Regions from separate parts of the Mus musculus genome. Here all the other regions are linked to region 1. Evidence: chromatin loops called from intact Hi-C (ENCODE). Cell type or tissue: left cerebral cortex. All regions are shown on one strand. Each heading gives the region's core, and the rest is flanking DNA. Links, peaks and the distances in the headings are about the cores only. Region 1 holds the start of Gm42132 (a long non-coding RNA gene). Region 2 has its middle 84 kb from the start of Gm42131. Region 3 has its middle 63 kb from the start of Gm29982.

The links. Peaks named below come from ENCODE experiments on the same cell type or tissue, not always from the same donor. Only the 100,000 strongest peaks of a DNase experiment are listed, where the experiment ranks them.
Region 2: a loop joins it to region 1, with 3 times the contacts of the local background. A loop is called at or near these places in 14 of 42 quality-filtered maps.
Region 3: it touches region 1 in a loop (3-fold over the local background); 3 of 42 quality-filtered maps call a loop at or near these places.

Annotation. Positions count from the first base shown.
Region 1 is chr5:101,652,898-101,663,422 of GRCm38, reverse strand. It overlaps Nkx6-1 (NK6 homeobox 1), which reads left to right. Exons shown (of 3, transcript NM_144955.2): 2 at 1,417-1,589; 3 at 3,755-4,239. The coding sequence ends at 4,006. It overlaps Gm42132 (a long non-coding RNA gene), which reads left to right and starts at 8,109. Exons shown (of 2, transcript XR_880487.2): 1 at 8,109-8,273. In left cerebral cortex, for the core only: no CTCF peak of the experiment used is centred there; DNase peaks (open chromatin) are centred at 2,621, 3,387, 4,015, 4,689 and 1 more place.
Region 2 is chr5:101,360,260-101,370,784 of GRCm38, reverse strand. No RefSeq gene overlaps it. Among named protein-coding and RNA genes, the nearest start is that of Gm42131, 84 kb to the left of the region's middle. In left cerebral cortex, for the core only: a CTCF peak has its summit at 5,221; a DNase peak (open chromatin) is centred at 5,243.
Region 3 is chr5:101,531,210-101,541,734 of GRCm38, reverse strand. No RefSeq gene overlaps it. Among named protein-coding and RNA genes, the nearest start is that of Gm29982, 63 kb to the left of the region's middle. In left cerebral cortex, for the core only: no CTCF peak of the experiment used is centred there; no DNase peak of the experiment used is centred there.

The DNA.
Region 1 (10,525 bases), core at 1,473-9,472:
TGGGCCCCTGCAGGCGAGCGAGGGACTCGCGCTTTCCTGGGCTCGCCGAGGCTCATGCAGGCCTGGGCTCCACCAACGAGAATGCGTCTGGACAGAACACAGCGCAGCAAGCGAGCTTCTGTCTGGGCTGTTCTTGAACCTGGCCAGCTCTGGGTCAGATGGATGGAAAGCGGGAAAAGGCCTCCGCACCCCTTCCTTTCTGGCTCCTTCCTGCCATGCTCGCCCGTTCCTTCAGTAGTCTGACCCTTGTTTTCGGCAAACCCGCGAGGGTAGGCAAGGCAGCTGGCTATCTACCTCCTCGAGAAAAGCAGACTTTTGCTTGCACACACCCTCCCTGGTTGTCTCCAGCTCACCTTTTCTCCCAGCTCCCTCGCCCACTCCCAGTGCACTTGTCCAGAATGACCTGTGCCAGCGGTTCCCAGAACTAGGCTGTTGTCATTGATGGACCCGGGTCTTCCCTACTCCTGAATCCCAGGGCCCTGGTCACTGAAGGGGCATTGACACTCAACAGACTAACTCAAGAGAGGACATGATGAGAAATATACATGTGCAGGACACAGACCAGTAAAATGTAGCCTCCAAACGCTCTGGGTCAATTCAGCTGTCCCAAGGTCTGGACAGACAATTCTGGCTAGTGGGTCACAGCTCCTAGATAGAAGGCTCCTTCCCCCCTCCCCCCAGGTGGCGCCCAGGGCCCGGCTCAACTCTGTTCTTTGCTGACGACCAAGTCCCTGAAGTCAGTCCAGGTTCTCTGGACCTCCTTGCCTGAGATTTAGCGGCAGTAACTTGACTAACGGGAAACTATGTCAGGCTCTATGTGGGAAGGCGATTCCTCAGAGCTATTGAAATGTCTGAGAGACACTATTGTATCCTTGATTGTAGGGATTGCCAGACCTGTGTCTCCTCTGGTCTCTTCTCCAGCCCGTAAGGGCCTCAAACTTTAAGAGTTATGTCCTAAAGTGCTCAAAATACAAGGAGCCCTTTATTGCTCAGCACAGGTTAGGGAAGTGGCCAAGGAAAACAAAACAAAATATAAAATTTAAAAAGTTAGTTTACCTTCACACCAAACCACTTATCTGCTCAGAGACTGACATGGGGAGGCGAGGGTGGCCTTTCTCATGCTCTCCTGCTTAGTGTAGGAGGGTGTCCCCTTTCTGCCCTGTACTCTTTAGCAGTGGCCTCCCTAGCCATTGGCACGATGGTTAAGCACAAAGTATTTATTGCTACACCAACCGTACCTTGGTTGGAGAAAAGTAGCTGGCAAAAGGTAGCGCAGGGGTGGCGCAGGACACAGATCAAGGATTGTTGCTCTTTTGCTATCAAAGCACAGTTTTGCTAATTCGCTCCCCTCTCCCGCCTCCCGTGGAGCACGGTAACGAGTTGTTTCTTCCTTCCTCTTGTTGTCGGTCCTCGCAGATCAAGGATCCATTTTGTTGGACAAAGATGGGAAGAGAAAACACACCAGACCCACGTTCTCTGGACAGCAAATCTTCGCCCTGGAGAAGACTTTCGAACAAACGAAGTACTTGGCAGGACCAGAGAGAGCACGCTTGGCCTATTCTCTGGGGATGACGGAGAGTCAGGTCAAGGTGAGTGGACCTTTGACACCTCCTGGGATGGCTTCCTTCGCACGTGCACGAACGTCTGAGTCAGTATTTTTCCCCTTACTAAACTAACAAATTGGGCTGAGATGGGTGGGGGTGCGCACCGAGGAGCCTGGGGAGAAGTGGGGAGCGGGGAGAGAGTTGGGGGTTGCCCAGGCCCTGGAGTCTTTTGGAGGCAAACTATTGGTGAACAAAAGATATCAAGTCCCGCCTTAGAAATTAGGCTAATCTAGACAGCAGCCTGTGCTGGGAAAACGCGCCTTTATCAGAGAATAAAAGCATTAAGGAATATCCCGGAGAACAGATAGAGCCGATTAGAAAGCTCGGTTTGCTTTATTTGTAAAGACACTCAAGCCATTGTTTGTCAATTCAGGCCCTAGTTAGATATAAAATTTCTTATCGGGGATCAGCAGTACAGCGCTTCTATAGTGATTTGTAGATGAGAGAGAGAGAGAGAGAGAGAGAGAGAGAGAGAGAGAGAGAGAGAGAGAGAGAGAAGAATTCAGTGGAACTTAACAGCGATAAAACTTGCTTTTTGGCTCAGATAAAAATGATTGTTTGGAATAGTAATTTTGCAAATGAGCCGACAAGATTATTAGTGTATTGAATAAGATTGAATTCCGTTTAAAGCAAGTTTATTCGCAAAATTAAGATACTGCAGCTTATGACAACAATTTGTAATTAAGATGTCACTCTGCTTATAATTGAGTTGTATAGTGCATTTCTAGGGAACCAGATTTTAGAAATCTGCCCCTGAAAATAATATTGAGCCGGCTGGGTAAATTCAGTATGTTGGTTTCCTAGTTTTCTCTGGTCTCTTTTGTCCTCTCTCTCTCTCTCCCTCCCCCTCTCTCTCTCTCTCTCTCTCTCTCTGGATGTGCATGGGGGGGGGTGTCTGCTTTCTTTAGTTATATTGTTGCTCATTAAGGAGCGATATCATTAAATCTTCCACTGCAGGTTTACTTTCTTGCTAGCCAAGTGGCACACAATATATTTCAGCTGAGACTTTTCATGTGGCCATTAGAAAACCATCACATTCAAAATTATTTTTGCAGTGGGTGGCTAGAGAGCCTACCACCTTAATCTGAGGGTGTTCATTTGTCACCATAAATATGTCCGTATGGCTAGAAGTGAATTATTATAGCAATATAAAGAAAATCACTTTCTTAACAATTCTGATTTTCGGGAAAAATACATAACAGATGAGAGGCATAAAAGGAGGGAAATTCAACATCTTCAGAAAGATGGTTGTTTACAGCAATTCTTCAGATTAAAACGCATGTGTCAGACCCATGTCAAATATCATGAACAGGTTGAACATATCTGTATTTCAAATAAATGTCTTAGGCAGCAGCAACATGCCGCTAATGTTTGGGGAAAAAAGGCAATATTGTAACAGAAAATAACACAACTCCGAAACTTTTCTATTTTAAAAAACAGCAAATGGTGATGTTTCAGCTTTGGTTTTATGAGTAACCTTGAGGGCGGGGAAAGATGGTCAAAGCATCTTCCCCAGCATGATGATAATTCTGGCTCAGATCTTAAATATTTTCATGCCTCTGCGATTGTTGCTACGGGTATATTGAAATTTTCATTATATCTAGAAAACTTCAGATCACACACACCTTAAGTTTGGTGGAGAGGAGAGGAGTATTTACCACCAAAGTTAGCACGGATTCGGGCCTGAAATAAGTAAACAGTCTAGTGTCCAAGAGTGAGAAACAGAGTGGAGAGAACTGACTTTAATGCTGAGGTTTTCCGTACGAATCACAGCCCACTGTAGTTGTTTAAAACTTCTTAATCTACAAATACAATCAAGGACTAAAAATCACTACTACGGGAAAACTAAGCTAGTTTTCCTTTCCAGTTGGGCGGGACGTAGGAAAAGCAAACGTATTTTTAGGGAAACTTGTGCCAAATCTTGTTTTCACCCTTTCTGAGAAATGGTTTACCGATGGCCTCTGTGAGCTTGTGTTACTATCGCTATGGCAACGGCGGTGGGTTAGTGCGGCGGTTAGACTGACTTTGACGGCTGGACCCCGGAGGCCCGGGAGGGATGGTGGCGAGGAAGGGGCCCGGGTCTTCCGGCGCTCACCTCCTCCCCGCCCTGCCTCTCCCCCTCCCCTCCGCTTCCCTCTCTTGGCCCTCAGGTCTGGTTCCAGAACCGCAGGACCAAGTGGAGAAAGAAGCACGCAGCCGAGATGGCCACGGCCAAGAAGAAGCAGGACTCGGAGACCGAGAGGCTCAAGGGGACTTCGGAGAATGAGGAGGATGACGACGATTACAACAAACCTCTGGACCCGAACTCTGACGACGAGAAAATCACTCAGCTGCTGAAAAAGCACAAATCGAGCGGTGGCAGCCTCCTGCTGCACGCGTCGGAGGCCGAGGGCTCGTCCTGAGCGCGACCAGCACCGCGGGGATCGCGACCGCGTCCCACAGCCGGTTCCCCCGGCCCCCAGTATCCTGGCTGCTCGCCGGGCCTTTACTATTTTCTAAGATGTACATATCTATTTTTTTAACCTAGAAATTGTGGCGGGGAGGGTGCGGGTCGGTAGCACGGTGCGCTGATGAGGAGAAAAGGAGCCCGCCAAGTGCACTGCTCAAAAAAACAAAAAACAAAAAAAAAAAAAAACAAAAAAACAACCCTCAGCCGAACCCGCATCCCCGCGGCTCCCCAGGACCCTTCCCACCCGCGACGTCAGGCGTCCCCCATCCACGCTCCGTTCCTTGCTCTGCGGTCCCTGCACCTAGCCGTGTTTCCGAAAGGTTGTCGGCCACCGCCTGGTGAGAATCTCGGAGCCGAGGAGGGCAGCTGCCACCTAGGGAGAAAGGGACGCTCTCCCTCCCCCCAACTGCTCTGCCGACCAAGTAACCTGTTGAAGGCTCTATGTAAATAAATTGTGAGTCACACTGACTAGAAGTTACTTTATTGTGAATATTTAAAATGTAAAATGCTTTTTGGAATTTGATATAAAGAGATGGACCTTTACTCTCGTTGGTTTAAGGTATTCACACCACTTGGCCGCCTTTCATATTAACTTGAAAATCTTAGAAAACAATGTCATAGCTCTCCTCAGACACCTCCCAACTCACTTCTCTTTCGGCTCTGGGTCTTTCCGAACCGCTTTTTCCCTTCACCAATTCTTGCCCGGCTTTCAGACCTTGCTGAGCCCCAGGGCAGCCCCAGACCCCCATCTTCTGTTCCGCCCCGGGACTTGCAGTCTGAGATCCCGGAACCCGCGAGCTTCTCACAGCAGCCTTTGGGTTCTCCTCCGAATTTGCACAGTCGTTTGTTGCTATTTATTAGTGATTAAAAAAAATCTTGGGGAGGGAAGGACTACAATATCTTGTATTTAATTTAACTCCTTTCTGATAAAAATGCGTGTTAAAAGTAGATGGTGGGAATTGTTACAAGCGCTCCGGATCAGAACATAAAAGTTCCACTTAGTTGCTGTAATTGAGTTCAAAGTGTTTTGTATCATAAGAATACTATAGAATATGTAAATTGTTTTTCTTTTTAAGCTAATAACGGTGATATTTAGCCTCTTTAACATTTATTAATTTATAAGAGGAATTCGGTTTGTAAAGAAAAGGCAGCCCCTTTGCGAGACCCATGAAATGTAATGCACTTTCTGTTTCAAAAGATAAATCGAATTAAAAACAGCAACAAAAAAAATAGTTTGAAGACGTCTGTTGCCTTGAATGAATACGTACAGGTCACCTGACCTCATCAGCGATCTCAAATAAAAATCAAGAGCACAAAAAGGTGTTAGATGGCTTCCTGAGTGAAATAGCTGTTGCTGTTGCTGTTGCTGTTGTTGCTGTTGCTGCTGCTTCCCCTCCTCCTCCTCCTCTTCATTTACATCATCTATTTGGACGAATCATCCATATCCCCTTGGAGTGGCGGGAAGAAGAGACAGCCGCCTTCTCAGTACGTACTGGGACTGTCTGGTGGGAGCTTTAGTGTCTCTCCTAAATTTTTCCTGAGTTCCCTCCCCCGCCCCACGCCAGGAAGCCCCCGAGGAATCTAGGAAGACCTCAGCTGGTGTCGGAGGCAACTCCTTGGGCAACCCCTTATTTGATTAGCTTAGGGGAAGGAGGGAGCTGGGAGCGGTCCCTCTGCATTTGAGATGAGCGGGTTTTTTTTTTTCTTTTTTTCCCTTTTTTTTCCCCCTACAGTCACCTAGCGAATTGCAGAACAGTCCGGAACCCCAGAATTGCCCAGCACGACGATGAAGGGAAAGAAAGCTTATTTTAAGTGACCTGGCAGCCTTTTTGTGTTATAGACACAATGACCTGAGCTTTTCCAATGAGAGTGTGGGGGCGGGGGCGGGGGATGTAAAGGTTACTGTCCTGTTTTTTTTTTCGGGGGTGTGTGGTTATAATCAATTTTTGCTTTGCTTTCAGACATTCAACTATAGGTCCAAGGATACACATTTTTTTCCCTTAGTGGTGCAGTTAATGAGACAGATCAGTGGAACCTCTGTATGGAAACTGTTTGGTTTCCTAGAGAATTCGTATTTTAAAAAGTCCCTGACGCCCCATCCCTTTAGTTGGAGTGGCTAAGGGAATTCTCGTGGTGCATATTCCTGATAGCCTGGTTCATGGGGGGGGGGGGGGGTGGAGAGAAGGAAACCACCTCCTTTCATTGTCTCCAGTTTGCAAAGTTCTCCAGAAGTTTCTAATCCATTTTAGTTTCTGTGTTCTTAGCACAACTGGGGCATTTGTCCTATGGAGAGGCAGCGGATTGGTAAGAACAGTTTATTCTGCTGGAGCAACAGAAGCTTAATCCTAACTGTGGACAAGCAAGAACCCCCCAACACACACACACCCCTTCAGTATTTCTTTCTTCTCTTCTCTCTTTTCAGCATTCTCTTCCTCCTGCCTATTATATTCTTTCCCTCCTCCTGGGTCCATTTCTTCCCCCCAGTGTTCCACTATTTCTCTCTCTCTCTCTCTCTCTCTCTCTCTCTCTCAAGTGAACGTTTGCTATCTTGTAACTACACTTTATTGCAACAAATAAAACTCCTTTCCCCACTTTACCCTTGTCAACTTTTAACCTCTCTGCTGCCCTTTGAGAGGGCCAGGAAACAAAAGGAAGAAAAAATTCACACTACATTGTTTCTGAATAAGGATAATAACAACCACCAACAGCAATAGCTGGGAAGATGACAGCTGAGGTAAGTGGATGGGGAGGAGTCATAGAAAACTTCTGAGTAAGGTGGGATTGTGAGTGAATCATCTGAAGGCTGACAGTGTTTATTTCAGGTTAGATGTGTGGAGAGGGGCCTGCCACACACCCTTTAGAAAGCATTCTCTCTATGCTCAGGGCCCTTAAGATGTGAAGAAGGGGTTGGGGGTGGGCTGTGCTGTGGCCTCCACTGTGCCCCACCCTCCAGGTTGGCTGTGGTGGCAGAGGTTCTGTAGGGAGCCTAGCAGGCAGCCCAGGCTCTGGGGCCAGGCCCCACAGGCATCGGCTCTCTTTTTCCAGTTGACTGCAGCAGTGACTAGAGGTTTCCAGTTAATTTACTTCCATCCCAAACTCCAGCTGGCCACCAGTTACCGCTGGCCCCTTACAGCTGGTAGGAAGGGAGGCGTGGGTGGGAGGATGCCTCCTCTATCTCCCTTTGTCTTGGTTGGTTTGCTTTCTTTCTTTGCAAAATGATCAGTTCTTTCTAAGAGCCTGGTGGGGAGGCCAAGAAAGCTGGTTCCTGCAAAGCAGCCAAGGGAAGAATCATTTGGGGTGGTGATGTTGTGGTCATCATCGTTGTTGTGTTGTTTCATCTTGGCTAAAATTTGTCATGGCATTAACAACCATAAAGATCTGATAAAGCTAGAGGTTCATGATTTAAAGTTTTAAAAAAAAGTCACAAGTGATCACTGCTTTTATTAGTGTAAAAAAAATAGCAGGTGTATGCACGCGCCTGCGTGTGTGTGTGTGTGTGTGTGTGTGTGTACTGTACATGAAATGTAGGACACAGAGTTTTGATGCTTGTTGTGTGTGTTTCTTTCCCTAATAAGGAAGTTATTTTGGAGGCTTCTAGAGGGCTGGGGACAGAATGGCTGAAGGAACAATCCATTCTCCTGGACTCACCCGTCTTGCTCAGTTCTCTTGCGCACAAGCTCCATTTTCCTACGTAGTGATTAAATTTCCCTTTGGTACACACTCAGGATTCTGAAGCCAAGCCAGCTTTACTTCCAGAAGCTAGAGGGAGGTGGAGAGTATTGGATGTTTCTAAGCTTGTGAACATTTTAATCTGCTTTTCCCTTCTTGAGGACAGTGGGAAGAGAGAGGACTCAAAGTGCAGGCAGCGTGTTCCGGAAGGCCCTGCTCTTGGACACACTGTATGTCCTATGTCACGGAGACTAAGGATGCAGTCTGGAGTCGTGAGAATGGCATTAAGCCAGCACTAACTTGGGGAGGTATTCCTCCCTTTAAATTGGTGTACACTTGGACACACACACACACACACACAGAGAGAGAGAGAGAGAGAGAGAGAGAGAGAGAGAGAGAGAGAGAAAAGAGAAGAGAAGAGAAGAGAAGAGAAGAGAAGAGAAGAGAAGAGAAGAGAAATTCCACTTGGGAACTCCTAGCACTGAATAGCTTAAAGGGACAGTGGCTCCTTTGTTACTCCTCAACAATGAGCTGGTGTAACAACAAGAGAGGTAAGTGTTGATTCTATCTATAAACTCTATTTTAGGCTAATTTGAAGAGCTTTTTCTATTTTCAACACCCCTCCCCCTTTACCACACACACACACACACACACACACACACACACACACACACACACACACGCAAAGAATTTTCCACCCCCAGATCTTCAGTAACCCCCCTCCATTTTCCTCAGGAAAGTATTAGTTTATTCTGAAGCACTTAGTAGGCTACTTCAGGGGGCAGTGTGTCTTTCCTTCTCCCCTGCTGTCCCCCTCTTTTCATCTTCCTTCAGGGGGCAGTGCATCCTCCCTGGTAAAATGCTTGTCTTCCCTTCCCCCCTCTTTCCACCCCCTTTCCCCTCTGCCTCCCCTTGTCCCTCCATATCTCCTTCTCTTCTGTGTCTCATTTCTTTCTTTTGCTTTCCTCCCCATTTCCCTTCTTCTCTTTTTTCTAGTTCCCCCTCCCCTTTCTTTCCTTCCTTTCCTGCTGGACTCAAACTGGAGATTCTCCTGTTCTTCCTCATAAGTGCTGGGATTGTGGCCCCAGGCCACTACATCCAACTAGACCTTCTTGGAACACAGTGACATCCCCCCTCCATTAATTTATTAGTAGAAAGTTAATGGAGAGAAGGGAGGTGTGACCAGCATGACTGGCTGAAGGATCAGGTGGCATTTCCCTGATACTGGCTTGGAGTGCCACAAACTGGAGAATCAATCTTGGTGCCTAAGTTCATCCTCTGATCTTCCTTTCCCATCCAACCCCAGTGACTGGAAGATGAGCTGTCTTTGATGTACATCATTTGTTCTGAGGCTCCTGAAGCAAACACTCAATGTGTTCGGTATCTACTGAAGCCAACCTGAAGTAGAGCCTCTTTTATAGCCACAGTGTCTGTTTTGAATAATAAGGGCTGGTTCAGATGGGGATACATTCAAAGACAGAGTCCTTCTTCATTGGAGGGAGTGGGTTTCTACCATGCAATGTAGTAGGTGTATATTATTGCTACAGACTCTATCATATACAGGATTCCTAGTGCTTCTATAATGCTACTGCCTTCCTCTTCCTCGGGGGCAGCCAAAAGAAACGTTGAGGCATTGTTATACTATTTGGCAGATACTTAAAATTCAGGAAGGAAGCCAGTGAGCAGCTTCCTTTCCTCTCTGTGCACAGATTTGTGTTTGGTCAGGGTACATAAATTATGAAAAAAAAAGTCAGGTTTCAGGGGACAAATTTTCTCACAGTACACAGAGAAAGTTAAGGTATCTGGAAGAGCTCTCAGTCACTTAGCTATTACCACCGCGTGTAGACGCAGTGCACAGTGCGTAGTGCACAGTCATCTTCAAGCATACAGGGGCCTGTGAGGAGACCCATTCCTCTAATGGACCCTCACAATGGTGCAGTTACAGTCTTCTCTCCAATAGCCAATTGCAGCTTTGGCCTCTGTACTTGGCAGTATGGTTAAGCTCTTGAAAATAATTTTGTGAGCCCACTCTCCCCCAGAGAAGCATCTTCCTCCCTATGACATTCACTTGCTCCACGAGGACTTGTTAACTTTTTCTCTCCAAATCCTATGATCTCAAGAGAATGAGTGCGCTGGAGAAATTTTTTATATTGGCCACAATCACAAGATCATACAGTGTATGAAAACCAGGCTTGGGCTAAATCTTCTAACTCTGATTGGCTGTACAGTACTGTTTAAATGGTAGCCCCCCACCCCCGCCCATGCCTCAGTGTTCTTGACTGTACAATGGGGATGCTGATTGCCCTCTCAGAGTTGTTGGGAAAATGGAGCATATCAGTTCACGTGAGGTTTGCAGAACAGAGCTCGACACAAGGTTAGGAGGTCGATCATTCATCATCAGAAGCAGCTGCCATCACCCAGGAACGGTCTCATCCAAGGTTACTTTTAGCTCCAAGGCAAGAGAGTTACTCGGTCCAGGAAAAAATCATGACATGGAAGAGAAGACAGTTTTGAGGGCAAGGTTTTGTTTTCCCTCATGTGAAATTTAAAGGGCAGCTAGCTGAGGTGTCCTAAGAGTATTCCCCCCCCCCTAAAAAAACCCTCTGGATTAGTCCTTCCTTGAAAAAGCAGAGCCTAGTCCCCCTGGTCCTGGATGAGGGTTTCCAGTGACTGAAGGGTACAGCTCGTTCTGTTCTCTCCCTTTGATCCCTGTCCTGGGGAAGTCGGTGGCCTCTTGCTCTTTTTTTTTTCTTTTTTTTTTTAAGTTTATTTTTTTATTAGATATTTTCTTCATTTACATTTC
Region 2 (10,525 bases), core at 1,599-9,598, 290 kb after region 1:
GAAATGCCAGGATCTATTCATTGGCAAGCTGGAGGCTCAGGAAGGCTGGTAGTAGTCTTCTAGAACATACCAGCAGGCTGGAGAATACAAGGAGCTAATGGTATAAGTCCTACTTTGGATCCAAAAGCCAAACTAACGAATCAGAAGCACACACAGGAACAGGAGAACACAGTTGTCCCCACATAAGCAGGAACAAAGCTAGTCTTGGGCATCAAACAATGCTCACTCATTTGATGAGCCAATTGGTCTTACTGTTCATATTCTTCCAGAATATACCCTCCCGCTACACGCACTCAGCAATACTTTCTGAATACTCCTTAGCTCAGTGAAGTTGGTGTGAAATGAGTCTTCACAGAGGCATTCCATAGAGACTGCCATTGACTCTGTCTGACAGGCGAATACTCTGAAAGACATCACTTGTTGCTTCTATGGCACAGGGATCATTGAGTCTGCTGACTGTAACACTGATCTTGTGAGACAGCCAGGTGGACTGATTCTAAGATTTATATTTTTTACCCTGAGCAGGTTACTTAAGGGCCATATATTAATTCAGTTATTTCATTTTGAAGTAGTTTAGCGTTCACATAGAATGACGAACAAATGTAACGTTAGCGCTCCCTTCTATGGATGTTGTATACTTTGCTTCAAAACACAAAATCCTACATCCATTCTTGGACTGGATTTATGCCAGCTATTATTGGATGCACTAGATTGAAATGAGTGTGTAAATTTACCTTCATATAAATCTCTCTCTCTTTGAAAATTATTTACTGAAGTTTTAACAAACTTACCAACTTGATGACTTATAAAACGTTAGAAGATCATCTTAGAAGAACAAAATGTTCCTTGAAATGATACTTAGTGTGTCCTCATGAGCTACCTTTAATGATAATTCCACGAAACAGAAATCTACAGGTAAATACTCCTGGTGTTTATTAATTAAACTTTTAAAACATAAAAAGGAAAAATTCTATTTTTCCAGTGGGGTCAACTGCACCACTTGCACACAGCAGACAAGGGCTCCATGCAGAGGTCCTCACCCGTGAGAGACAAGGCCAGGCGAGCGGCTTTCTTCCCGCTTCTCTGTAGATGAATTAGCCATGATCTGGGGTCATGTTAACTTTGCCATTTTTGTACAAAATCACTTAATAAATTGATTGGGACCTTATCTGGGTGTCAGTGTCACTCCACTTTTAGAGATGTCCAAACTGTTTAAATATCAAAAACAAACTGGAGGACGACTTAGTGAGGGAGGGCTCGCGCCGCCTGCTGAAGATCAAAGGAAGACGGATGACTGCATACATTTGACATCACCAGAGAAGAAGCTCGGTGTTTCTGTCAGCCCAGGGCCAGACTTTTGAGGCTGACCTCAGAACACAGTGAATGTGGGAGCTGTAGAGCCAGAATGAGCGCCTATAGAAATGGCCACACTTTGAGCACTAGGAAGGTGCCTGTTAGAACATGAGCCGAGATCCGTGTCACATTAGAAAATGAATTAGCCTCATTCTGACCCAATCACAGAGAAACAGAATCCTTGAGGTAGACAAACGGCGCACACCTTTAATCCCAGCACTCAGGAGGCAGAAGCAGGCAGATTTCTGAGTTCGAGACCAGCCTGGTCTACAAAGTGAGTTCCAGGACAGCCAGGGTTATACAGAGAAACCCTGTCTCAGAAAAGAAAAAAAAAAGTAAAAAGCAAAATATCATATTAATCATATAACACTCCCAGGTGGCTATCAAAAAATCGTCAGTCCATCTTGTGACCACATTTTAATTCATGGGTGTTTTATTAACTTGGGTTTGGAGTCAGAGTTCTCCGTGCATGGTCGGGTAATGAATGTATTCTTTATCTGGTTCTATATTACTGTAGGAGATCAGGTAAAAGGTAAAAAGAGACACCTCAAGAAACACCTTTTCCTTTAGCCTTATGTGAGTTGTTCCCTTGAATGACCTGATCATAAAGTACGGTGTATATGGAGAACGTTTGTAGAATCCAAGTGCTACCAGGCTGAAAAGCAGGCTTAAAATATAAATTCCCATAGTGCTTCACCTAGCATTTTAGGCTCCTTGTGCAGCTGTATAATTGCAGTCTCCATCTTTTCCTGGAGATCATGGCGCTCTTGCAGTGAGCCGGCACCTGGTGACAGAAGCAGAGATGGGCTGGTGACTTGAAGCCACACTCCAGCTGTGTTTGTCTGTCAAAGATGCTCTGGGCTTGAGATAGGAAAAACTAGAATCCATAGTGTCACAAGGACAGTATGACACCTGTCCTAAGGTTATAATGTATTCCACTTGTGTCTGAATGCCCACAAATTCCTGAGCCAATTTGCAAAATGCTAACTAAATTTCATATTTCAGACATGAACACAGCATATGAGAAACATCTTATAAAAAATATGTGATGTTTTATTACGTTAAATCTCCACAGCAGAACATGAATACCCATTCACGATCCTGGATACCATTTAGCCTTAAGAATTCTTAAATGATATTGGCATTCAAGATGGCATGAGACCCAGTTGTGTCCATTTTACCTTATTTCCTAGAGCATCTAATGACAGCACCCAATATCTAATAGATGTTTGAAAAGATATGCTGGATACTCAACATTAAATAATAACTCAAAATGGCCTTAGAGTGTGAGCGAATTGATTTTCTCTCTTTCCAATCTATTTCATCGTGCGTTAGGAAACAGAAACACTGTTTACCAAGACTCTCAACCTGAACTCTGGGCTACAACCTTGAACCATGCTTCCCTTGTTCCTGGTACTGAGTGGACCCAGCACCACCCCACCTCTGTCTCCCACCTCTGTCTCCCACCTCAAGTCAGAGTGCTGAAGCCCCTTCTAAGCCACATTGCTTCTTCCCTGGACCCTTGAGATGTCCCTCACCACACACGCAAGTTTCTCTGTCCTTTCTTGATTCAATGTGTTCTCTTCAGAACACCCTGGATGAACTACAAGGATGAATTGATCATAGCAGTATGTTGATTAAACCCTGGAAGGGCTCTCTACAAACTCTGAAGAAAATGGACTCTTCTACTAAAGTCTACAAGATCTGTAGTCCTGAGGTCTCACCCACCTCTGCAGCCAATTCTGACTCCCCTAAGGTCACTACTCACCATCTACATGTGTGAGAAGTATCATGTTGTCCCCTGCAATCAGCTAAGACGCCTGCCTGTGGGTTCCCTCTATCTGCCACAAGCCTCCCCCTGGCCATGGGTGGCTGGTTCCCTCATCCTTTCATTTCATGGTTTTTGCCCCCTGGGGGGAGTAGGGGTAGAGGGAGGGAAGGGGCGGGGGAGGGGGAAGAGGACGGGAGAGGGTCCGACCCTTTTCTCAGTCAGTTTTTTTTTCACGACCCCTCCTTAATTACTTCACTCATTTTTTTTTCAGATCTTAAACATAGCACTGAATTTTACAAAAACCATAACTTGCGCTTGGTCTCTTTCCCTTAGAACATTAGGGTACGTTTTAAAACTTACTGTACTGGACACAATACAGTTCTGGATGAATATTTTGTTTTTGATAAATAGTAAAACTTGAATTTATTTTACCCAAATGTATTTTATTCTTGTGCATAGAGAAGACAGATGGGACGCTTCGTTTTGGCTTAGTTGCGGTCTCTCCTCTATCAATTTACTTGTACATCTGCCTCAGAGTCTGTGAAAACTATGACGAGGCGGTGGAGGACTCAGAGAAGCAAAGACTCTACCCTTGTGCGTTTACAGATAGGAAAGGTGGGTCACAGGTACAACGGTGACTCTCATGTTTGCATGTGGGTGCCTGGGAAGGCTACCATTCCCTTCTGCTGACTCTTGCCTCACATTCGATTGTGAATGTGGCTTTAGGGAAAAAATTATTTGTGACTGGGTTTGCAAATGACGTAGGGTTGGATATGGGCTTCCCTGAACAGAGAACGTGGAGGTGTGGACAAGGTAGGGAAAGAGAAGACCCTGTAAACACGCTGCAATCCTGGTGAGAGGGACACAGTCTGTGCAAAGAATAGGGAGGGGGGTCCATTTGGAGACTTAGTTTAAGTCAAACTGTGTGGGTTTTGCCGTTGTCTGCTCAAATGTCGCCTATTTGGATTAGAAAAAGGGAACTCCCTAATGGTCTCAGAACTGGGTTGTAACCTAAGGATAAGAAGCTTCTGGAAGGCTTCTCTGGGACCGCCCGCAAAAAGCAGAGCAGGGGGAGACCGCAGCAAGGGCGCTGGTTGCTGGTTTGAAAACCTCTAGTAAACCTTCAGTAACAAGCCCTGTGGTATTATGGGAGGCATGGAGAGAAGTGAATTGGGATGGGTCCTGCAAATCAGTGAGCCCCTTCCTGAGGCTCCCCAAGGTAGTAGCCATGGTAGCAAGGGGGTGTGCGGCGGCGGGGGGAGGGGGGAGGTTGCGGGGCCCACGAGGGGGGGGGCGGGCGGGCGGGCGGTGTAACAGGATGAAAGCAAGCAGCTCAGCACTGATTATAAGGACAGGTGTTGTGTTTAGTTTTCTAAAGGAGGAAAACTGAGAGGAGGGGTTCAGTTGAGATATGTTGAGGTGAGGAAGGAGATTAATTTTGGGGTGAAGATTATGCTGAGGAGGTTGTGAACTTTATGCCCTGTTTGGCTCCCTGGATGGAGAGAATTCTAGGTGACTCACTATCCCTTAACGCCATTGTGAGGAGCAGTGTTGGAAGAGCCCAGACGTCTGATTCCTGTCTATGTGACCTCAGAGAATCAGATGACCAGTGACTGTCAGACCACTGAGGGAAGCTGAAGTCCCTATCCAGAGCTTGAGGGATCGTCTCAAAGGGAATCTTGAAATAGCTGCAGCCTCCGTTCCGGTGAAATGGAAACTTTCATGACCGTTGTAATCTCAAGAACACACGGAGAATTCAGTGGCATAACGTATTTTATTGTGCCTTGTAAACACTTTCGGGAGAATGAAATCAGCATGTGTCATCTACGGGTGTCGGGTGTTGGAAATTGGATACATCATGTGGTATAAAACTGCTTTAAATAAATAATTGCCACTTTTATAGTTTTTATAGTGTTTTTGTCCCCAGCGACACATTCACGCTATCATCAAGGTCAGGTAAATTGACACTTTTCCTTAAAAATTCTCAGTTGTATAAAATCTGAACAAGCACCAAGGGACCTCGGAGCTCTGCTGGTGACAAAGTCAATCACAAGGTCTGCTGCCGCTCCCAGCTAGCTGGAGCCAGCTTTCCCGCACTGCCTCCCAGTGTTGGCGGCGAGAAGTGTGAGCCGAGCAGCCACCAAGGCTCTTTCTGCAGGGCCGCGAGGAAAGCTCTCCAAGGCTGCAGAGCTCAGATAGATGCTGGTTCTTGGGGTTTTTGAAAACCACACAGAGCTTCTCTCTCAACCTTCCTTCAGCACAGGACGCTGAATGTCTTTGAAGTGAAAACATTCCAGAATGAGGGATGTGAAGTGCCATTGCAACAGCGACTGTGTGGTAGATCCTTTAAAATAAATAAGCTCCGCGTCCACTCCCAAATAGATGGCTTTTGTGCGAGCATCGGATGGGTTTGATAAGGGCGGTGTTACAACATTTAATGAGGTGCAAAGGAAAAATGGCTCTTCTAAGTTCACATAGCTGTCATTACATTCTCTTTTGTTTTCTTTCCTTACCCAAACTATTCTTTACAGAGTAATACCCAGATCTTTTGATACCAGAAGAGGGGAGAGGGAGGGAAGAAAAAAGAAAGGGAAAAGATGGGGAAGAAAGGGGAGGGTGGAGGGAAGAGGAGAGAACTGAGAGGGAGAGGCAAGAGAAGGAAGAGAGGAGAGAGAAAAAGGGATAGGGAGAGAAGAGAAATGAAGAGAGGGAAAGGAGAGAGGGATAGGGAGAGAGTAAACAGGGGGAGAGGAGAGAAGGAAGGGAGGAGAGATTTCCTAAGCCCCATTCTCTCTGCTTCCACTCCCTGTCTTTTCTTTCTTTCTTTTATTACCTCATGGGTTTTGTTTGGTCTTTTCATTTTTTGATCAATAATAATCCTGTTGATTCCTGCTTTGTAAGTCATTCCTTCTGTGGCCACACTAGCCAAATACACTGTGGATCCCATCTCCCTCATTAGTATTAATGCAATAATGATCACTCCCTTTCTTGGCTCCCCAGACTTGCTTCAATATTTACACACAGGCTGAAGCTGATGGAGCAGGAGTACCGAGCCTCTCACAGGGTGAGCAGCAAGAGGCAGAGGGGTGGGTGGGGAGGGGGTCTGGGGGTGGAACTTGTCTCCCCCACTGCTCCTCCACTGAGTGGAGTGCATGGTGGGTGTAGAATTAATAATTATACGCCTTAGATTTATTAATTAAAGGCCCGGAAACACACCCCTTCCCTCCCTGCTTGTAACACTAGCCCTGTGCTGAGGAGCACTGATCTCACTCCAGCCCCAGTGTGTCTGTACCTTTCAAGTAACTATACATTCATCAGAGTCAGGATCTTATCCCTCCTTCGGTCTTCCTGAAAACTTAATTTCATATGCAAAGGCTTTACCTCTCCCCCCCCCCACCCCCCGTTTATGAGCTAGTGAGAACAGCAAGTCAGCTTCTGCTTTCTTCCTCCTGCCATGTTGAAGTGTTTGCTTCATTGTGGTAGCAGTTAGAGACTCTTCCAGGAAACTCTTTCTTCCGGAACAAAGTTAAAATTAAAATGATGTGTTCTCGGGGCTGGAGAGATGGTTCAGACCTTAGGAGCCCTTATTGCTCTTATAAAAGCCAGGGTTGGGTTTCTAGCACCCACACAGTGGCTAATAATCATCTGAAACTCCAATACCAGAAGATCCGATGACCCCATTTGGTTTCCATGGTGGCCCAATGCATGTGGTGCACAGACATACATGCAGGCAAAACACCCATACATGTATAAAATATACATTTAAATACATTTAAAATATGTATAATAACATAATATATTTTAATATATAACATAAATATAAAAGTATATTTAAATAAGTCTTTAAATCATATGTCCCCTTACTTTTATATTGGATATTTTCTTTATTTATGTTTCAAATGTTATCCCCTTTCCTGATTTCCCCTCTGAAAACCCCCTTTCCCCTCCCCGTCCCACTGCTCCCTAACCCACCCACTCTAGGCTTCCTGGCCCTGGCATTCCCCCACACTGGAGCATAGAGCCTTCACAGGACCAAGGGCCTCTCCTCCGATTGATGACCAACTAGGCCATCCTCTGCTACATATGCAGCTAGAGCCATGAGTCCCACCATGCGTTTTCTTTGGTTGGTGGTTTAGTCTCTGGAAGCTCTGGGGGTATTGGCTAGTTCATATTGTTGTTACTCCTATGGGGCTGCAAACCCCTTTAGCTCCTTGGGTCCTTTCTCTAGCTCCTTTATTGGGGACCCTGTGCTCAGTCCAATGGATGGCTGTGAGCATCCACCTCTGTATTTGTGAGGCACTTGTTGGCATCCACAACAGTGTTTGGGTTTTGTGGTTGTTTATGGGATGGGTCCCCAGGTGGGGCAGTCTCTAGATGGTCATTTCTTCAGTCTCTACTCCACACTTTGTCTCTGTAACTCCTTAGATGGGTGTTTTATTGCCCCCTTCTAAGATGGATAGAACTATCCACACTATGGTCTTCCTTCTTGAGTTTCACGTGGTTTGTGAATTGTAAAACATATGTTCTGAAAGCATTTTTAAACACTAAGAAATCCCAGAACCAATGTACTTAAGAATGTGGTTCCTCTAATTTCAAAGAGAAATTATAGGTATTTTTCTTCTATAATGCTACTTCATTTCTTAACCAGACAGCAAAAGTTTTCTAGTGATACAGATTCGTTTTAGAAACAAGGGGCACTCCTCTGAGGAATATTTTTCCCCCAAGAATGAGATATTTGTGTATTTTAGACATTTGTACATCCTTTCATGGAAGAGCTAAAAACTTTTCTCATTGTTCAGTGATTCGAAGATTTGTTTTTATCACCGGTGGTTTCCCCGTTAGTGCCAGGTCTGCAGGGGGAGCGTCCCTGCTGAGAGTCCAACCATTTCCCTCCTGGTGGTCTGCTTCTAAGGACCCTCAAGAATCCTTTTACATTCAGGGTAGTTACTGCTGATCCTGCACTCACTACCCAGCCGTGGCCAATACCCCTCAAATCTATTTTTGTCTCTGTTGGATCCTCATGGAAGAAAGGAGGATGCAGAGGATGGTCTAAGTGCCACGGTGAAAGCCCGATGTACCAGGAGAGAAAGATTCAGGGTGGGAACACTGAATGGGGGGGGGGCGGTTATGGGGGGTGGGGGTGGGAGGGCGAGGAGATAGTGAGACAGCTGCAGTTTTATTCATAGAACAGAGTGTTAGGAGGGAGAAAATGAGCAAGACAGGAGCAGTATCACACTGAGATGCCTGAGGAGAAAGAGCTCTTGGGCTTCAAAGCCAGGGTGTGGCAACTGCAAGCACACAGTGGCTCTGTGTGCTGAAGAGGAATACCTGCTCCCCAGAGGATAGACGAAAGGACAAGCACTGTATGGCATTCTGTCAATTTTTGAAATATATATATATATATATATATATATATATATATATATATATATATATACCATCTCTGAAGGAATGCGAGTCATATCACTCCTAGATACATACCTGAAAGTAAGTCAGGATACCATGAGGATACCTTCACATCTATAATTGCTGCTACACGATTGACAGTAGCCAAATTATACAATCATCCTGAGAGCAAGTGGCCATTTATAAATGGGTAATAAGACATGGCATGTATACACCCGTTGGAAAAAATGGAAAGAGATGGAAATCACCATGTTAAGCAAATGAGCCAGATTTAGAAAAGCAAGTATTTCATCTTTTTATCCCAAATGTAAAAAGCACGATCAATGGGCACAGTGTACATGCCTGATTATGGTAAGACCGTTATTTTGTGCAATCATGTGTGTGTGTGTGTGTGTGTGTGTGTATCAGTCCTCAGGTTGATGTTGGGAAGCATCCTCAATTTTCTTCCATCCTACTCATTGAGGAAAGGTTTCTCAGAAAAATGCAGAGTAACTAGCCTGAGAATGCCCTGTCCCATCTCCCCCCTCCCTTCCTCCCGCGTCCTGCCCCACCAAGGCTAGATTTACAGGCAGGCTGCCAAGCCCCCCACCCAACATTCTAATTGGTTTCTGGGAATCCTACTTCTGGTCTTCACTCTTGCCTAGCAAGCATTTTGACGGGTTCTATACCCCCAGCCAGCCTTCATTGCAAACAGCTCAAGCCACAAGATCCTCTTAATGTTTTGATGGGGGGGGGGCGGTGTTAATGAGGACACCCCTTCTTAGAAAACTGCTCAGCACAGTGCACTTGCTCAGAGAGGGCCGAGGGTTCCCTGAGCTCTCAACTAGCTAGGTGACAAGAGAAGGGTTTAGCATTTCTCTTAATGCTTCCATCACCTCCTAAACCATCAACCTCATTCCACAGACAAGCAAATTCAAAAAGCCAAGTCGCTTTGCCAGGGCCACTGCTTTAAACGGTGGGGTCAGAAATCAGGGGTAGGCACCCACTTTCCTGCCTGACCTCTGCCAGGTCTTAGGGCTGACTGGTTTTCTGCTGGCTCTATGGGGTGATTAGGAACAACTGTGTCTCCTGGGTTACGGACTGGGAATATTCAAAGGAACTAAGGAAGGAAAAAACTTTCACCAAACTAATGTTTGTCTCCATGAAAGCCATGTCCCTTTTCAATATTAGGTACACAAATTATGACAGTACCACCCAACAGGGTAATAGTTCAACGTCAAGTAGGACATTTCTTAGAAAGCTCAGGGTCTGTTAGAAGGAATAGCAACCCATATAGAGGCAAAACACACTGTTCTGTGGCTATATGATAAAAGAATATGCACTGCGTCATGGGTAGACCAAGCAGGAACAGGTCTGTTCTCTGTGAGCACAGATACATGGACCATGAAACGAGAAGATGTAGCTAGATTTAAGTGGGATGGCACACATTATTTTTCTTTTGATGACACAAAGGGCTGGGATGGCTACATTACACTTATTTTATTTTCTTCCTTAATTTTTATGAGTCCTCTTTGCAGGCTCCCCACCCCCACCCCCAGCCCCCTGGTTTACACTGGTTTGCATTTGAAGCATTGATGTTGTGATCTAGGTATTTGTTGGCAGACTCTGGCAGACTCTACTCACTGCAGGGACAGGGGAGAGGAGAGTGGGAACTCAGAAGGTTCTAGAATCGAGTCGGGGTCAGCAAGCCTCTTTTCTCTACTCCACCTCTGTCGTACCACATCTACAGGAGACCAAGGAAAAGAAAAAAGGAGGCTTCCGAAGACCAGCACTGCAGCAGCGAGCCTAAAGGACGTGCATGTGTGTGGTTCCCTCCAGTCACTGGGAAAGTTTTTAATGCTCCTAGAAGCTAAAGGGCCTGGAGGGCCCCAGAAAAACCCTAGTGGCTGCCAGCTGACACTTGAAAGGCATTGGAGCCATCTATCCACCCCAGGAAGAGATGGGGAAAGGAAAGCGGTGGGGGGCTAGCCACACTGAGCGTGCTCTGTTGTTCCT
Region 3 (10,525 bases), core at 1,138-9,137, 120 kb after region 1:
CAATAATTTTAGAAAATTAGAAAAATCAGCATTTGGGAAAATGAATTCGATATTAGCATTTTTCAATCAGGACTGTAACCTCTGAGCTGGTGAAGTGGCTTTGCCAAATCAATCTATTTAGGAAATTAAAAAATAAAATTAGGCACATTTATTGCAAATTAAAGTGAAAGGGAATTGAACAATTTTTAACAGATGCCAGCGGAGATACATCCCTGTGAGATCTTTGTGTCAATAAGAAATGGGCCAGTCTCAAGACTTGTGTATTTCCGGGGAGCTACTGTGGTAGGAGATCTTACACCTACCACAGGCAGGCTCTGAGGTGGAGGACACAGCAGGACACTGGGCTACCCACAGAACTGTCTTCTGTCTTTTATTTATGTATATATTCAGTCTTTAAGGAGTGGGGCAGGGAGCAGATCTCGTGCTGGGCAGCTTGAGGAAAGGGTATTTTTTTTAAAGTTACTCTGATTGTTTGAGAGAGGGGGGGGGGTCTTATTATACACCCCTGGCTGGCCTCTCAAACCCACAGAGATCCACCTTCTTCTGCCTCTGGGGTGCTAGCTGACAGTTTAATCATGTTTAATGTGCAAGGAGCAGTTCAGGATGTTTGTAATTAAAAGGGATCATCTACTGAGGATAGTAGGTAGGAAACCACTGTCACCCTTTGTTCTCATGGGGTTTTCACACCTATCTATAGTTATAGTCCATGGGACCTGATGCCTTCTTCTGGTGTGCAGACAAGACACCCATATACTAAATAAACAATCTGTAAGAATCTTAAGACTAATTCAGGGCTATAACTGCCTTTAAAGCAAGTGGGCTTGTCTGCTTGTTTCCTGGGTGTTCGTTTCACTTACAGTGTGATTCCCTTGGTGTCTAGTCCAATGGTTGTGGAATCCAGAAAGGATGGAGACAGCTAATTCTTATAACATGCTGCTATTCTCTGAAGATCAGGGCTGTGCTTACTGGCAGTTCTCTGGGAGGCTTGGGACCATCATCACAAATGGGTCCATATTCTTCTGGCCTTCAGGGTATCAGCTATTGAGTTCATACACTAATCTATTCAGGCAGAAGCCTGAGGGTCAGCAAGTAAGCCACAAACAGAAGAGTGTTTGCTTTACAATATGACACATCTAGAGTTAGCCCTCAGAAGATTACCAAGTGATTCTGAAAGTCTGCTAATGATTTCCACCCTACCCCTGCCTATGGTGGAATCAATCGAGAGCACTCATTGTCCTCTAGGAGGGGCTTTCTCACTGGATTATAATTCACAGCCATAAGTGAATCTGTGACCTTGAAGCACAATAGAGAGTGGCACAGGAGATGCTCTCTGTGCGTTGTCCTGCTGACTACTTCATGATCACGCTGATCAGGTGTTTGGAAATAATACTCATGGCTATGTGAATCTAGCCGCCTCTGAATCTCCCCGTCTCATATTCTCATTTAGAAGCTCCATCTATTGGACAGGGCTGTTTTTAGGAGTGAACGCTAACAATATCTCAGACCCTGGTCAGAAATCGGTGTGCTCCCCACCCCTTTTCTCCTCCTCCCCTTGCTCCTCCTCCTCCTCCTCCCCCTTTCTCCTTCCCCTCCTCCTCCCCTTCCTCTTCCCCTTCCTCCTTCCCTTCCTCCTTCCCTTCCTTCTCCTCCTTCCCCTTCTTCCTTCCCTTTCTCCTCCCCTTCCTCCTTCTCCCCCTTCTCTTCCCCCTCCCTCCTCCTCCTTCTCTCCTTCCTCTTTTTCACTTCCTTATACTATTTATTGGCACACAAAGGACACATGAAACAAGTTGGCAAATGGGTTCCAATAATTATTGCTACACACTTTTAATTTTGTATCACATAGAATCTTTCCCACAACTAAGTATCAAGTTTTTCAAATTTTCTTAAATTGAACTCTTTAGAAAAAGAGGGTTTTTTTTGGTCTGAACCTTTCTTCTGCAACTTACTGCCTTTTTGTTTTTAGGAAAGTAACTCAATGTCTCAGAGGGATCCTTTATCATTATTATTATTTATTAAAGGTGAAGAATTATTATTTCTTTTCTACTGCCTTCCAAATTTCCTCTCTATCAAACAATTGAATCGGAGTTTGGGAGAAAAAAACCAAGTACTGTATAGATATTAGGTTTCATGAACTAAATGGAAACCATTTGCTTTGGATTTTTCTTCCTTCTTTGCACCTAGATCTTTGTGGCAGGCAAGTAGCTAGCTTTATGAAACGGGATCTAATAAAACCCCTTTGAGTAGAAACCCCTACCATCCTGACGGTGTGAGCACAGCTCCGGGCTGGGGACACAGTTCCTGGGGGACTTTCGCTCAGGTTTGCTTTCCCTGCCCCAGGACACACTGTGCTCTGGCCTCTATCCCTTGCTTGCCATTGCTCTTTAGTGCAAATGTAACCAGAGAGACCGAGAGCGCCGGAGAGCCAAAGCTGGGTGAATCCTCAGTGACCGCGAGCCACTGGGGACTTCGTAATAACTACTGTAGTTTCTGATGCACCATCTCCTTGCTCTTCACTCAAGAAACATGCAGACGCCTTCAGGAAGGAGGTCCAAGTGAAGCTTGACAATATTCTGGGAACTCAAGGAGGGAGCAGTGGTCAAAATGTGCGTGTCTGAAGGAGGCCTTTGTGCCCAGAAGCCGCCCTGCTTGCAAACGCCCCAATTTATTTTCCAACGGAGACATTAGTGGTCTGGGGGTAGGGTGTGGTTATCAGGAAGGAACAGAAAGGGAAGCGTACACTTAGTAGATCCCCCAAAAGTAGTAGCGCCACTTTTGGAAGCCACAGCCCAAGCCACAGCGTCCTCCAACAGCACATTCAGCCGGTGTACTAGGGCCAGCCTTTGGTAGATACGGTTAGGGAGTTTCTTTCCTGCGCCTTCCAAATGGAAGTCTATTTTGACTAAAAGACAGTAAGAAAGGTGTCGCGGCTGAACAACAATTCTCTCTCTCTCTCTCTCTCTCTCTCTCTATATATATATATATATATATATATATATTTTTTTTTTTTTTAAGAGAATTATTTTCTACTGGCACTGCGGGTGGTTTTGAGTGGTCTTTACCCCATCCCTTGCGGCCATACTGGGTCATGCTTGCTGCGTTAAGGCGGGAGAGCCGAGCCTGAGCTTCAGCCTCCGAGTTCCCACTACTTGCAAGGTTTTAGCCCAGGCTTATAAAAGTCATTTCCATTTTCAAAAGCGGCGGAGTTGGTCAAACACTTTGGAAACTTTCCCCGAGCCACCCGCCCCCACCCCACCCTACTCCATCTTGTTCGAGAAATGCAAATGCAAAGCCAATCCTATTTTATGTTAAAAAGTTGAAAAACATTTCAATGTATTCTTGTCTTGTATGACTGGCTGAGAGCCTCTAAATCCCCACCATTTACCAAATTAAACTAATTGAAAGTGCTTCCAAAAGCCACATCTGTAGGCTGACGTTTGTCCCTGCCGTTCACTTTGGGCTCGGGAAACTGCTCTCCGTTCCATTGATCCCTGTATAGTCATGCCTGTCAGGAAGCCACATCAGCCATTATCATTCTAATTTTACTGCCTTTCTTGGTCCCTAATCTAATTTGCAACGATGCTTAAGCATTTCGCAAGGCCGCGGCACTTTCTTCAGAATTTCAACAAGAGCATTAAACCCCCAATTTACATTAATGAAGTGCACATTTAATTAGGGGAGAAGGTAAATGGAGGGCTCTTCAGGAGCAGTTTGATATGATGAGCACTCCAGAAAGCAAGGAGATGTATCTGATAAAAGGCTCGCCATACATCACAGGGCCGGATTCCCTTCCCGCTGGCCTCCCGGCTCTCTCCCAACCTCACCGTCCCACTCGTTCCCACCCATCCATGAACTCACTCTACCTCACTGAAATCTGCTCCGCAGCCGTTACAATAAAATATGAAAGCGGACCTGTCAACAAAGCAGGACGCGGGGCAAAGAGCTATTTAAAAGGATCACGTGGTTTCCAGTTCTGCTGCCCTCCGAAGGGGAGATTAACTTGTTCTTTTCAATAATGAGAAACTTAGAAAGGCATCCCCAGCCTCCCTGGTTAATGAATGTGTTAAGCACATAGGCTGAGCAGCCCAGAGACACACAGGGCCCAGAGGCCTTTGGGAAACTGGTGGGCAGGGAGGCACTTCAGGCCATGGGTAACGTGTTGAATTAATTACTACGTATGTTTTAAGTTGTGATGGTGCTGGCTGTGGCTTCTGACCAACAGGTGTGTGTGTGTGTGTGTGTGTGTGTGTGTGTGTCCACACATGCGTTTATTTCTGCACAATTGTTTTCTTTGGTCTTTCACTATACTTTTTAGCTGCCTGTACTTCCCCTCAGTCTGAGGATGAAAGCAGAATTTACATAAAACTTTGATTTTTGGAAACTTTCTATCTCTTTCCTACTACTGGCTATTTGCGGTGTGTGTGTGTGTGTGTGTGTGTGTGTGTGTGTGTGTGTGTGTGTGTGTATGAACTTTCCATGCTTGGATGTGGGGGCCAGATGTCCACTTTGAATATATATATATATATATATATATATATATGTATGTATATTTACCATTTACTGCCTTTTCTTCCTTTCCTTTCCTTTCCTTTCCTTTCCTTTCCTTTCCTTTCCTTTCCTTTCCTTTCCTTTCCTTTCCTCTCCTCTCCTCTCCTCTCCTCTCCTCTCCTCTCCTCTCCTCTCCTCTCCTCTCCTCTCCTCTCCTCTCCTCTCCTTTTCTTTTCTTTTCTGCACTGAAGTTGCAACACCAGTTGGTCAGCTAGACTGCTGGCCAGCAAGTCCTTGGGATCCACCTGTCTCCACACTGCCAATGCCGAGGGCTGAGGTTACAGATTTGTGGACTTCCAACTCCCGGATTTATAAGGAAATTGGGGATGCAAACTCCAATCCTAATTGTTTTGTTTTGTCTTTGTTTTTTTGTTTTGTTTTGTTTGTTTTTTCCTTCTTGACAGAGTTTCTCTGTGTGGAGCTGGCTGTCCTGGAACTCTCTTTGTAAATCAAGCTAGCCCGGAACTCACAAAGATCCACCTGCCTCTGCCTCCTCCCGAGTGCTGGGACTTAAAATCTTGCACCACCACCCCCAGCATCAGATCCTCATTCTTGCATAGGGAGCACTTTGCCTGCTGAGCCTCCCAGCCTCCATTGGTTACTTAATAACAATTCAATAATAATTGTGATCAACCCTCCTGGGAAATTACATGGCTTCAATAGAGCAAGAATGACCCCATGACCGACAGCTACTTCAGGTTTAACAGTTTATAATGTTTGCTACTGTGGAGGTTAAAACGAAAGCATTTGTTTATAAGAGGGTATATTTAGCTGTTTATGTAAAAGGGTTCACAGTTAACTGGAACGTGAATGTTACATTTCCTGCAGACAAGCATAGATTCTACTAGTTCAGCAGCCCCAGTTGGAGTCTGATGTGCAGCCACATCGGATCCTTCTCTGCTCCCCACTACTTTGGGACAAGTACAGGTTTCACACACAGATAGGATCGACCATAATGTCATAGGAAAGGAAGTAGGGAGTCACTTCCTTAGAATGACATTGTTCAAAATCTAGAAGACAGGGTAAGTGGTGAGAGATTGTGAAAACGAGAAAGACGTGAATAAGAAGAGGGTGAAGAGAAAGAACGAGAGTTAGGAAAACTGAGTGCACTATGGAACTGGGTTGTAGAGTGACAACAGAGGTTTTCCAGTGTGAACACCAGGCTCTGGCGGGTAGACGGGCGTTAATGGCGTGATAGCGCACGGCTCACGGCCTCTGCAATGCTCGACTTGCCCCACTGCAGAATATAGGTGGTAGCAGTCCTTTGTATGGTTGCTCTGAAGTGAACACAGTTCATGAAACACTTGGGAGGCTGCTTGGCAGTTCATAAGCACTCAATAGACGGAGAAAGAATACTCAATATGTCTTACTAGAAAGAAGGCAAGGTTAGATAAACAAATGGAAAAGCCTTAGGAAACAGTGTTATGAGAGAGGATGCACACAATGAGTGAGTGGCAAGTGTTAAGGAAGAGCAAACTGCATTTGCTTAGCCAACAGCTTCCTAGTAGGACCCCTGTCAGTCCTGTGGGCGGGGCCTATGTCAGTCCTATGGGCGGGGCCTATGTCATTCCTATGGGCGTGTCCAACAGAGAAAGAGGAGACTGGGTGGACTTGGAGAAGTCCACACTCATGACATTAAAAACAGTCTCAGATCTAGATGACTGGAATCTACTTTCCCAAGGGCGATTTCAGTGGAAATTGACTTTATTTTAAGTATACAAAGAGAAGGGTGTTTCTTTGAATTCTATGTAAATCAACGTGGCACTCCTCAAAAACAGCACCTGTTCTCTGTTTTCAACACCCAAGTCTCCCCTTAGAGATAACTACTGCTGTGGGTTTTAAAGATGTTTCCAGAGCTATTTCATGAATATTCATATGATTTGGTTTTTAAATCATGCTCTTCTTTAACCTTTTGGTCTCACCGAGGCCTGGATCACATACAATCCCACAGCGTTCTTTCTCTCTTTCCCCACTAATTAAAGAAGACTTGACCATTATTATTATTATTATTATTGTTCTTGTTTTAGCTTTTTTTTTTTTTGGCTTTTCGAGACAGGGTTTCTCTGTGTAGCCCTGGCTGTCCTGGAACTCACTTTGTAGACTAAGTTGGCCTCAAACTCAGAAATACACTTGCCTCTGCCTCCCGAGTGCTGGGATTAAAGGTGTGTGCCACCACGCCCGGCTCTAGCTATTTATTTTTATTATTTTTAAATTCGGTATGTGTATGTGCGGTGTGTGTGTACGTGTGGTGTGTATATGTGTATGCTTGCATATGTGTATGTGCGGTGTGTGTGTATGTGTATGTTTGTGTGTGCATGTGTGCATGTATGCATGTGTGTGTATACATATGGCCTTGACTCCTCAAAGCCACCAATGCTGGGGGCTGAACTCAATCCTCTGGAAGAGCAGCGGGTATTCATAGCCGTGGAACTGCCTCCAGTCCTTAACCATAACTGAAATGTAAGAAACATACAAGCCTGCAGGACCTGTCACTTTTGAAAGTTTATGTTTCAAAGAGCCAACATGACTGAGGACGGTGCTCAGAGGCAGCCAAGCTGAGAGGGTGGGGACTTTGGATGTGAGTAGTGGTCTCACATCTACAGGGACTGATCATTGTCTGATGTGAGGACAGATGCTGTGGAAGAAAGATTGCTGATGACAAAAGAAAGGGCAGGCTAAGGGCTGGCATGTGTCATGTTTTGTCTGGGATTCAGAGTTATCTGGTGGCACAACAGGCCCAGTGGCTTCCTGGAGCCAAAGTGGACTCTACCTGTTCTCCAGGAAAGAACTTTTGTGGGAGTCGGGTCTTCAGTTGCAGCATTCATTCCTCATCTTGAAGGTAAAAGAGCTGCTGTGTCCTAGTGGGGACGAAGTCCTAATGAAATGGGTGATGGCTTTGCATTTGCCAGATTTGTACAGTAGATGGGCCGTGACTATTTCTCCGGTAATAGAAACTTGGTGTGGGCTGAGGAGTGTGCAGCCAGCACTCACGTCAAGGACTGTGATACAGTTCACAGGGAGGGCTTGGCCTTGACCACCGTACCTGAAAGCTATGCTAGAAGCTTTGGCTAGACCTAGAGTACACCACACAAGCATTCGGACACGAGAAGGAAAAGTTGGCCTTTAGTCATGATTTCTCATGCATTCAAAACCTGTCAAAATTAGGGCGATTGATTTTTTCCGTGTAATTGTCCTATTTTCTTCATCCTCCTTCCACCCCGTTTAATTAGGAAAGGGAGGACTGCAAATAGAACACACTGCCAAGCAATTTCCCTTGTAGGGTTTGGTTAAGAATACATAAGCCATATTTGCCCTCTCTCTAAATATACTGCTTAATTGCTTGTGAGAATAGGAACTTGAGCTCTTCTGCAAAGAGCTTAAATTGGTTCTCTTGTTGACTCGAACCTGTATATGAAGCAGACAAGGCTACTGAGAAGATCACAAGGGCCTAGCCCACCGACCTCTTTTTCAGCACACCCTATGTAGGGGGATAAGCCAGTACTGCCCAGCTGTCTTCAGAGTCTCGGTGGACCAGATTTTCGTTTCTTGAGAAAGTAGCTATTGTATTGCCACCGCAGCAAACCTACCACCATCTTCTCAGGGTAGCCTTAGTCTGATATGGATGGCAACCCCAATGTTGTATGGATGGGGTGACTGGGGATGAGAGAGCAGAAGAGATACAGCCACTGTCTGGAATCTTACAAGCTGGCTGCCGAGCTTCCTGTCCTGCTTATGAAGAGAGACACATCCAAGAAGTGGGACTAGATTTGACAGAGCATACCCACTTTCTAGGGCCTGATCTGAACTATGTTCCGTCCCTGGCCCTCAATCAGTTTACCCATCATAAGTAATGTCATGGTTTCTTCTTTAAGTCGTTCAAAAATACATTTGTTCTCCATAATAGAGAGAGAAGCTCTAGCCAAATTATATTCTAATGTATCAGAGCCTTGAACCCAGGGGCCATTTTGCATTGCTGGCTAGGTGGCTGCTGAATACATTATTAGTCCAGTGAGGTTTGTGTCGGCTTTGTGAAGAGGCTCAAATGTGTGTCTGGGTGTAATTTATCCTGTGTCTGCTAGAAGCCCAGTAAGATGCTATTCCTGAATTGAGTCACAATGGAAATGGTTGTGTTCATGGCAGAGTTGTCATGTGCCCCCCTGGAACAGCTGCACTACAAGCTCAAAGAAGCCGACGAAGGTGAAGAATTTTAAGTAAATGCTCTTGAATTTCCAAGTTTCTTCCTGGTCTGAAAGAGTCAGCATCAAGTATCTTCCCAGTTACAAGGGCACAGAGAAGAAACCACAACGTATTCTCCCATGTTAAGGACTCAGACTCTTAGGAGAAGTGGTATAAGAAAAACATGAAGACTTCTCAATGAGAATGTCTTTGAGCCTGCTGGCTTTAGTTCCTTGCTGAAGGCAGTCCATCAGGTCAGCTCTATGCTATGCTAAGTCACCTGTCGCCCCGACATCCGAGTTGTTGGTTATGAATCTGTTCACCAGATACCTAGCCACTGCTTTACTGATCTGCACTGACCAGTCTCCTGGTGGCTGCATAGGGGGAGTGGCTATTCCCCAATACTTCCTTTAGAACCCTGAAGCTTAAAGCACACTGGAGTTGCTGCTGTTAGCAGAGTCCTCACCTGGTTACCTGCCAGGTGGTAATACCACCATTTGGGAAACCGGAGTCTCCCAGGTGAGAGTTAGTTGGTAGGGGCAGGAAAACATTTTGTTTTGTTTGTATGCTCAAATAGCAGACTAGGCACTGATGGGGCCTGTCTTTGCTAGGTGCTCATGGGTCATTCTTGTGAGCTTACAAGGGCTCTGCACACCCTGTGGTAGGAAGCTGAGAGGAAGAACCATTCTCCTGCTGGCTTTGTACATGCTAGCATCTCTCTGTAAGGGTGAGTTTGATCTCTTGGAGCTTTGTGTATGCATGGAAAGGTTAATAATAGCAACTTGGTAGAAAAAAATGTCATGTAAATGTGGAAAAACAGGAAATCCATCTTTCCCATCGACAACAATCATCATGACAGACTAACCAGGAACAAACACCGTGTCTTCATAAGGGATGGTGGGCTGGTGAAAATAAAAGAGTAACCAGAAGGAACAAGGCTGTGCGCCAACCTTTTCTTTCTTTTCTTTCCTTTTTTTCTGTATTGTTTTCAAGCCCAATGTGCATGTTGCAAAGGTAGAATAGCACCATGCCTGCCTGCATGCTGCCATGCTTCCTGCCTTGATGTTAATGGACTGAACCTCTGAACCTATAAGCCAGCCCCAATTAAATGGTGTCCTTTATAAGAGTTGCTTTGGTCATGGTGTCTCCTCAAAGCAATACAACCCAAAGCAAGATAGCGCCCTTAGGAATCGCCTGCCCTAGGAACAGAGCAGAGAAACAAATACACAGCTCTAATTTGCATGATGACCTGCTATGATTGATCGCTTGTCGATAACACCCTGTCAGCACTCAGTATGGCCAGATGCTGCCCTTTACTTCTCACGTGTATTTGCTCATTTAATCCTCGTGGTATAATAGGAAGTAAGTTATTCCATTATTCCCATTTTACAGACAAAGAAGCTGAGGCCCAGCGACGGAGAAGATGGATTTCAGACTGGACAGAAAGTTTGTTGGGCCTTTATTTAAACACTACTGTAGACCACCTTGTGTGTGTGTGTGTTTTTTGTTTTTTGTTTTTTGTTTTTTTTTTTTTTTTTTTGGTTTTTCGAGACAGGGTTTCTCTGTATAGTCCTGGCTGTCCTGGAACTCACTCTGTAGACCAGGCTGGCCTCGAACTCAGAAATCCGCCTGCCTCTGCCTCCCAAGTGCTGGGATTAAAGGCATGCGCCACCATGCCCGGCTGTGTGTATCCTCTTAATGCACAGCAGTGTCTATGACACTGGATTACAATGCAAAGTCTGTCACCACAGTAAAAAAAAAAAAAGCCTAGCCTACACAGTGTTTTAGCTAAATCTTGAGAAAC